2 separate regions of the Homo sapiens genome follow, and region 2 is linked to region 1. Evidence: chromatin contacts called from ENCODE Hi-C or POLR2A ChIA-PET data. All regions are on one chromosome and are shown on one strand. Each heading gives the region's core, a stretch centred on a gene start or an enhancer-like site at or near the end of the contact. The rest is flanking DNA. Distances are from core to core; before and after follow the strand shown.

The links. Hi-C counts contacts between places; a loop is a spot of excess contacts on that map. ChIA-PET counts read pairs that join two places held with the same protein, here RNA polymerase II (POLR2A). Pooled maps may share reads with other maps.
Region 2: a loop to region 1 is called in a pooled map, with 4 times the contacts of the local background. The contact joins two enhancer-like sites. A Hi-C loop is called at or near these places in 3 of 37 single-sample maps with no recorded cell type and 11 of 50 pooled maps. POLR2A ChIA-PET finds 5 or more read pairs at or near these places in 10 of 52 experiments (CD4-positive, alpha-beta memory T cell, OCI-LY7, T-cell and 6 more).

What each region holds. Positions count from the first base shown.
Region 1 is chr6:135,127,066-135,131,157 of GRCh38, reverse strand. No RefSeq gene overlaps it. Among named protein-coding and RNA genes, the nearest start is that of MYB, 52 kb to the left of the region's middle. Within about 2 kb of position 2,442, at least 3 of the 41 ENCODE cell types and tissues checked have a DNase peak (open chromatin) inside an H3K27ac peak, as active enhancers do.
Region 2 is chr6:135,027,586-135,031,835 of GRCh38, reverse strand. The region is part of intron 4 of HBS1L (HBS1 like translational GTPase); the gene reads left to right. Among named protein-coding and RNA genes, the nearest start is that of HBS1L, 25 kb to the left of the region's middle. RefSeq lists an enhancer at 1,413-1,472. Within about 2 kb of position 1,500, at least 3 of the 41 ENCODE cell types and tissues checked have a DNase peak (open chromatin) inside an H3K27ac peak, as active enhancers do.

The DNA of each region.
Region 1 (4,092 bases), core at 1,193-3,692:
TTGACATTTTCAGTCACCTGTAATCCTACTTCTTATTTAACTCAAAGATTTTTAAAAATCGATAAGAAAATAGTGGTTTATCCCATTTTTAAAGATAAGGTTAATTAGATTATTTCAATTCTGAATATTATTTTATGCCCACACGATGGCTGTGGGAGAGTATCATGCTGGGAATGGATGGTAATTGTCCATTTTAGTGCTATATAAAGCATCCGAATGAAGTTTAATACTGAAGTTATTAAAAGAGAGTCTTGATTCTATTCTGGGATTGAGTGTGGCCCTGAGGGCCAAAGAAATGGACATATGCATCTTGAATTATTGATTCCTTCCTACAGGGCGGGACTAGGGAGAGGAGTGGGTACCTCTGATTATTCTTTTTGCCTCAGGCTCCAATATGGTTTGGGAAGGCACTGATACTGATCTTACCTGCATTTAAAATTTTAATATTTTGTTCATCATGATTTTTTGTGTGTTAATTCAGATTTCTAAAATTATTCATTAGAATATTATTTCCCTGGATGACTTTGTTTTTTATGACACACCCCCCACAACCTTAAATTTGGTGCACAAGACAATTTTGTGCCTAGCCCTAGCCTGTTTTTCTGTATTTGCTGTTTCCCTAACTCTCGAGGGTAAGTATCATGGCCATCTCTGATTAGTTGAAATGCTTAGAACCTGAAACAGTACTCCACACAGAATAGATGTTTGTTAAGAGGTTAATGGTACCACTGATAGAGATTCGACACTTATGCAGGCCAGGTCCCTTCCAATGCAACGAGTCCAGCGATGTGGGCCAAGGAGTCATAACAATTTACTTCATGACCTTTCTCCCAAAAGGTAGGGACAGGCGGGCAGCACTCCCTGAGAATACTAGGCTCATTTACGAAGTCAAAGCATCTGCAGGACCATCTTGAATGTAGCCCCTATACTGTGAGAGTGGCCTGAGTCTACATGATGTACAATATAGAGGCTATGGAGCTAGATCACCTGGGTTTGCAGTTCAGCTGGCCCACTTAGCACTTGCAGGACTCTGGGTAAGTTGCACAACTGTTGTGCTAAGTTTCTTTCCCTATATCATGGGGATATTAAGAGTACCTGTCTCAGATTACATGCCTGTAATCCCAGCACTTTGGGAGGCTGAGGCGGGTGGATCATGAGGTCAGGAGTTTGAGACCAATCTGGCCAACATAGTGAAACCCTGTCTCTAATAAAAATACAAAAAATTAGCTGGGTATGGTGGTGTTTTTGCCTGTAATCCCAGCTACTCGAGAGGCTGAGGCAGGAGAATCGTGTGAACCTGGAGGTGGAGGTTGCAGTGAGGTGAGATTGCGCCATTACACTCCAGCCTGGGCGACCGTGTGGGCTTGAGACTCTGTCTCAAAAAAAAAAACAAAACAAAAAAAACAAAAAAGGAGTACCTGCCTCATGAGCTTTCTGTGAGGATGAAATGAATTAATGCATGTGTCTTTGAATAGGTTCCTTGGAAAACTGCCTAAGGCAAAAGCTTCTGTGTTAATTTTTTATTAGGGAGTGCAATCCCAGGAGGCAAGAGAGGGGAAAAGGAATGTAAGACAGGAGAGGAGGGAGAGCAAATACAGAGGGTGCATTGCGCTGCTGGCCCGTCTTCCTGATCACTTGGTCTCACAGAACTGCTCCAAGGCTGTATGAAAACATCTAGAAACAGGCCCTCAGAAAGGAGGAAGAGCAAGCTATTCATCTGTCGGCTCCTTCCTGTCTCCTTTCTTTCATAGGTCAAAGTAGACCTATGGAGTTGGAACTCCACCACCTGTAAGAGCTGCATTAGCTGGCCCTCTGGGCAGCTGCTAGGAAAACCAGAATCTCCACAAGGCCAGTCAAGCCAGTGTGCAGGTCCAGTGGTCTCTGTCAGTCACAGCCCTACATGGTGGCTCCTTCCTCTTTAGCTACAGCGGCTACGGCAGCTGTGGCTTCACAGCCACAGGAACAATCTGAGCTGTATTGTTGGAGCCTGGATTCTTCTAGATATTCTCAAACCTAGAAACTAGTTGCTGCTCCCTCAGCAAAGTTTTTTTGTATGTGTTTGAGGGACATATTTGTTTTTGGCTCTGCCTGGTCTCTCTGTCTCCTACACTGTCCTTGAGATCTTCAAATATCTTTTTTTTTTTTTTTTTTGGTCATTTGGAGCTCAACTCAAATGTCACCTTCTCAGAAAGGCCTTCCAATGATGGGTGTAACTTTCCTTGTTCTCAGACATAAAGAGATGCATGTATATCCTTCTTCCCTTAAACTCTTAACCCTGTTTTTAAAATGCATCTACTTTTGTCCCACAGATGAGGACATTTTATATTACAAGAGGAAAAGGCGAGAATCGGGGCCTGCGGCTCACTCTCACACTCTGCAGCCTGGCAGTTCACAGCCAAACCACAAATGGAACTAATGTCTCACTATTGGCTTCCCATCACATCTGACCTATTATGAATCAACCCCCTTTCCCTATCAATGTCAAAACTGGCTTGTTCAGGATGTGAAAAGATGTCATTTCTCTTCCTGTTTCTTTTTCATTCTCTTTAAAACAATTAAGGTTGACTTTGAAGTCTTGGCTTATAGTAAATTTAGTGCTGGCAGTGAAATTTGGAAAGAAAAATCAGCCACTTACAAATATAAAAGATGCTTTTTACTTTATTTCTTTCCACTTCATCTCTCTATGCCTCCCTCCTCATAGAACATGTGTATAGTAACCCCCACCCTGCCACCCTGGGCTACTACAAGCTCAGTTCTTTGTTCCAGGTAATTGTTCCTGGAATGGTTTCTAACCCTCTTTGGTCAACACATGCTAAGTTACTCACAAGGCTCGAGAATTCATATTTTGTGATAAAGATAATGTGTGATTATAAAATAAAAGATCTAATATTTCCATTATAATCACCCTCTAATTTAATTTAGGGTTCTTTCAGGACTTTTTTTTTCTTTTTCTCTGCTTTCTTATTTGATCCACTTCCAAGCAACTTCTGTATAAAGGATAATGGTCAGAACTGACACCTTAACTTAATAAATCCAGAAATAAACACTCTCATAATGGATTGAATTCCTTGGCTTCCATGCAGCACAATCGTCTGTCTGTTAAGCACTCAGTTCTTTTTTAAATTTTTAAAAAATTTTTTATTATTTCAATAATTTTGGGGGACAGGTGGTGTTTGGTTACATGGATAAGTTCTTTAGTGGTGATTTCTGAGATTTTGGTGCACCCATCACCTGAGCAGTGGACACTGTACCCAATGTGTAGTCTTTTATCCCCTACCCCTCTCCCATCCTTCCCCCCAAGTCCCTAGAATCCATTCTATCATTCTTATGCCTTAAGTCCTCATAGCTTAGCTCCCACATATGAGTGAGAACATATGATGTTTGGTTTGCCATTTCTGAGTTACTTCACTTAGAATAATGGTCTTCAACTCCATCCAGGTTGCTGCAAATGCCATTATTATTATTATTATTATTATTATTATTATTATTATTATTTGAGAAGGAGTTCTGCTCTTGTTGCCCGGGCTGGTGTGCAAAGGCATGATCTCAGTTCACCGCAACCTCTGCCTCCTGGGTTCAAGTGATTCTCCTGCCTCAGCCTCCCAAGTAGCTGGAATTACAAGCATGCGCCACTACGCCCAGCTAATTTTGTATTTTTAGTAGAGTCGGTGTTTCTCCATGTTGGTCAGGCTGGTCTCAAACTCCTGACCTCAGGTGATTTGCCCACCTCAGCCTCCCAAAGTGCTGGGATTAGAGACGTGAACCACCGCACCTGGCCTAAATTTCTTTAAGTTGGTTTTCACCTTTCTCTGATGTATCATTGAGTAGCTTAATAATCGACCTTCTGAATTCTTTATCTGACAATTCAGAGATTTCTTCTTGGTTTGGATCCATTGTTGGAGAGCTAGTGTGATCTTTTGGTGGTGTTATAGAACCTTGTTTCATCATATTACCAGAATTACTTTTCTGGTTCCTTCTCATTTAGGTGGACTGTTTCAGCAGAAAGATCTGGAACTCAAGCGCTGCTGCTCAGATTCTTTTGTCCCACATGATGATCCCTTAATATGGTCCCCTCCCCCTTCTCCTAGGGAT
Region 2 (4,250 bases), core at 251-2,750, 98 kb after region 1:
AAAAAACAAAACTGATAAAATGCGTATTTATTTCCGACATTGACATGCCTAATTTATATTGGATGAGTGAAGGAAAGCAGTTTAGTTGCAGGATATAACCCAAGATGAACAAAGATATGATTCTTACGTCAAAGGGGAGGAGGATATATGCACACTTCAGCACATGATTATCTTTATTGCAGTGTGGCATATTATACCCTTCAAAGCTGACACCTTTGTCTTCCTCATCCAAGGTGCCACCTTCTCTTCTGTTTCCCGTCTTTGTTATTACTGTCACCATCTAGTTAACCAAAATCAGGAATCTAGTATCATCCTTGGTTCATCTCTCTTCACCTGCTACTCATAATTGATTACCATTCCTGTTATTCCCACCTTATAAATAAGTAAATGTATGTGTGTGTGCACATAATATGCATACATATATAGTCGACTCTTGTTATTTGCAGTAGTTATGTTTTATAGTCACTACGAACACTGAATTAATGAATACTGAACCATTGCTCCTACAAGAAATACAGAGGTAGGTTCCTGTGAGCCTCTCATAACATTTTCATCAATCAGTGAATACATAACATTGTTTTATATGTGTCTCTATTTAAAGACACCTTATTTAATGGATGTGTATAGCATGGATTCATTAACACCGAACTCATGGCCCACAGCACTGGAAGTCATGCCTTATCTAATATCTTTTATTTGTTAGGCACATCCTAGCCTTCTTGTGTTTAGAATACTAAGCACTACACTTACAGGCCATTTTAAAAATTACCAACAAAAAGTACAAAATTACCAACAAAAAGTACAAAACTGGAAAAAATGCGACACTAAGTAGACCATGAAAAGGACATTTGTTTACAGTATGAGAGCTGTATCAAAAAGGCCGACGTCACCTTCTGTGAAATTGCATGTTGGATGACTCAAATTTTTCGCTGCTCTGCACATGTCCACAAGTGATTGCAAAAGTGAGTAGTGATTTTGGGATTACAAGTAAATTGTGATTAGGTGAATTCACAAATGTAGAACCTGTGAATAATGAGAATCAACTGTACATTTTTTGGCCCACTACTCTTTATTGTTATTTTTCCTCTTTATTATTTTCTTCTTTATTGTTACTTTTCCTCTTTATTGTTACATCTTTATTGTTACTTTTGTTTTCATTATTTTATTTACTGTTACTTTTCCTCTTAAAGGCCATTAGCTTTTAGCAGAATTACCTAAACATCTAACTGGTTTCTTGACTTTTCAGTTTATTTCGGCCAGAATAAGTTTTCTAAACTAAAGATCTAATTTTCTGTCTCCCTATCTAAATCCTTTTATTTCCTGAGCCCTTTTATGAACTCATTTCTGTTTTGTACCTGTTTACCCAGACCTACCCAAGAACACCTACCTGAGTTTCCTCTCCTTCTATAGTGCTTGCCTTTTTTCTCTCCCCCTTCCCTCCTGGCTAATCACTGTTTGAATTGCAGTTTCGATATCACTTTACTCTCAATCATGGGGTAGGGGAACTTTCATATGCACCCATAGTTCACCGTTCTCCCTTTATTACCACCCCATGTGAAGTCATAATTCCTCTCCCACACATACATAGACTTTCTGTTGTAACTGTGCTTTATTCTTCACAGCACTTGTATCCTCTGTGTTTGTTGTATATACACTTGTTTTTGTTATGTTTTCTCTCTGCTCTCCCTCCACCCCTCTTCCATGTAAGTTCTACAAATACAGGAATTTTGTGTATTCATTGCTGTATTCCCAACTCAGAATATGTCTGGCACATAAACGTAGGCAAGGCTTTTAAGTAAAAATTGAGTCTGTCTCCTAATATGGTCCCACAATCTTGTTCCTTAGAGGAAGCCACTGTAAATACACTGTTTCTTCTTTATTCTTCCAAAGGTTTCCCTAGCATGTTACACATATGTGAATGTACGTATACATTTTTATACAAATGGAGAATATACTGTAACACTTATATATGTATCACTTAATAAAGCATTTTGCAGAACTTTGCTGCCATATACAGATCAATGTCATTCTTTCTTAACAGCTACCTAGAATTCTGTAATATGATTGTACCATAATTTATTTAAACAGCCTCTATTGATGAACATTTTAAGTGTTCCAGTTGTTATTGCTAATAATAAATGAGCATCCTACATTTCTAGAAATTGAGTTTATATACTTGAAAGTTTTGGATAGATATTGCCTAATTGCCCTTAATAGAAATTGATTTCCCTCCCACTAGTTTATGAGCATTTCTGCCCAAATTCTTATAGATAGGGGTATTATTTCTTTTGTTATTATACCAACCTGATAATTGGAAAATGTTTTTTCATTTATTTATATTTCTTATATATAAAGCTATATTTTTCTTCCTGTCTATTCTTAATCTGCCCATTTTTCTGCTGGTTTATCTCTCATTTCATGATTTTTTAAGGTGTATGTGTCTGTGTATGTGTGTGTGTATGTGTATGTATATGTGTGGATCCACATATGCATATTTATATACTAAGGAAATTAGTCATAAAATTGTTATATGCATGGAAAACACTTTCTGATTTCTAGTGTGTCAGGTCATTTGTTAGAAGATAGATTTTGAATTTGTATATATTCAGATTTATTAGCTTTTTTTCTTAAGGGTTTTGGAAAGTTATGCTCCACTACAAGATAATTTTTGAAAAAATATTATTTTTTCTCATATCTGTGTCAGATTCATTATTTTACATTTGTATCTTTGATTTAGCTGCTATTAAGGGCTAACATAGGAATCCCATTTCTCCACCATCTTTTCTCTATGGAAAGATGGATTTATTGTAGTACCTTTTTAAATTACTATAGCTTTTTAGTACCTATTTTTTGGTAGGCTGTCTTATTTTTTTCACTCCTTTTTATAGTTTTTCTGAGTTATCTCACATGCCTCTTTTTCCCATATGAGCTTTAGAAACAGCTTGTCTTGTTACTAAAAAAAGAAGAAGATCCAGCTATAATTTTTGTTGTTGTATTTACTGCTAGCAAGAGATTTTTGAAGGAAAAAAATACTGTCTCCAGAGATGCCAAAGGCTTTAGATAACATTAGACATTATTATTATCTTAGTAGATTTTCTAGTATTGTTCTAGTCTTATGATGAAGAACCGTCTCCAGTTGGTCATGGTGGATTATTCTTTTAATGTGATGGATTTTATTTGCTAACATTTAAGATGGTTTCATCTATTCATAAAATTACTTGCATTCGTGTGTATGTGTATGCTCTTTGGATTTTGGTTTTTCTTGTGATGGTTTTACAAAAAATTTAGAATGATTTCATCTTCAAATAATTCAGTAGCATTGAAATGATTTGTTTTATGATAGGATTTATCTTTTTGAAGATTCTGGGGTCAAATTTGAAAGTTTTAATTTTCTTAGAAAAACGTCCATTTCATCCAAGGTGACAAATGTATTTGTTGTGCATTGTACCAAACATTGTCTTATTCTTTTAGATTTTTCTGTGTCTGTAGTTACTTCTCTATTCTCATTTTCAGTATGGTTTTCTCTCCTCTAGTCTCCCCTTTCTCTCTGCCCAGCATTTTTTTTTTTTTTATTACCTTGCAATTTGTTTTTTTCTTCCCTAAATTTTGGTTCCAAGATCTGTAATTAGTTCTCCTGGTTTAATTCATTACTTTGTAAGTTTGGGTATGACTTAATGTATTTTCCTTATGTTTTTTGCTTTTCATTTCCTACCCTTCTGAGTAGAATATTTAACATACATGCATTTTTAATTCATCTTAAAAGTTTTTATGGCCAGGCGCGGTGGCTCATGCCTGTATTCCCAGCGCTTAGGAGGCTGAGGCAGGTGGATTGCTTGAGCTCAGGAGTTCAAGACCAGCCTGGGCAACATAGTGAAACCCCATCTCTACCAAAAATACAAAAAAATTAGTCGAGTGTGGTGGCACGCATCTTTGATCCCAGCTACTTGGGAGGCTGAGGTGGGAAGATTGCTTGAGTGTGGGGACAGGTTGCAGTGAGCCAAGATTGTGCTAATGCACTCCAGCCCGGGCGACAGAGTGAGACTGTCTCAAAAAAAAAAATGAGTTTTTATTTATGGAATTTCTAACAGAAAAATGCAGAAAATAATATAATAAACACTCATGGAACTAGCACTTGGTTTTAATAAGCTAACATTTTGCCATGTAAATTTCAGATCTCTATTTAAATAAACTGTTAGATTGGAATCTAGCCTCATCCTTTGCTTGTTCCTTCCTAATATTTTAAAGTTGAT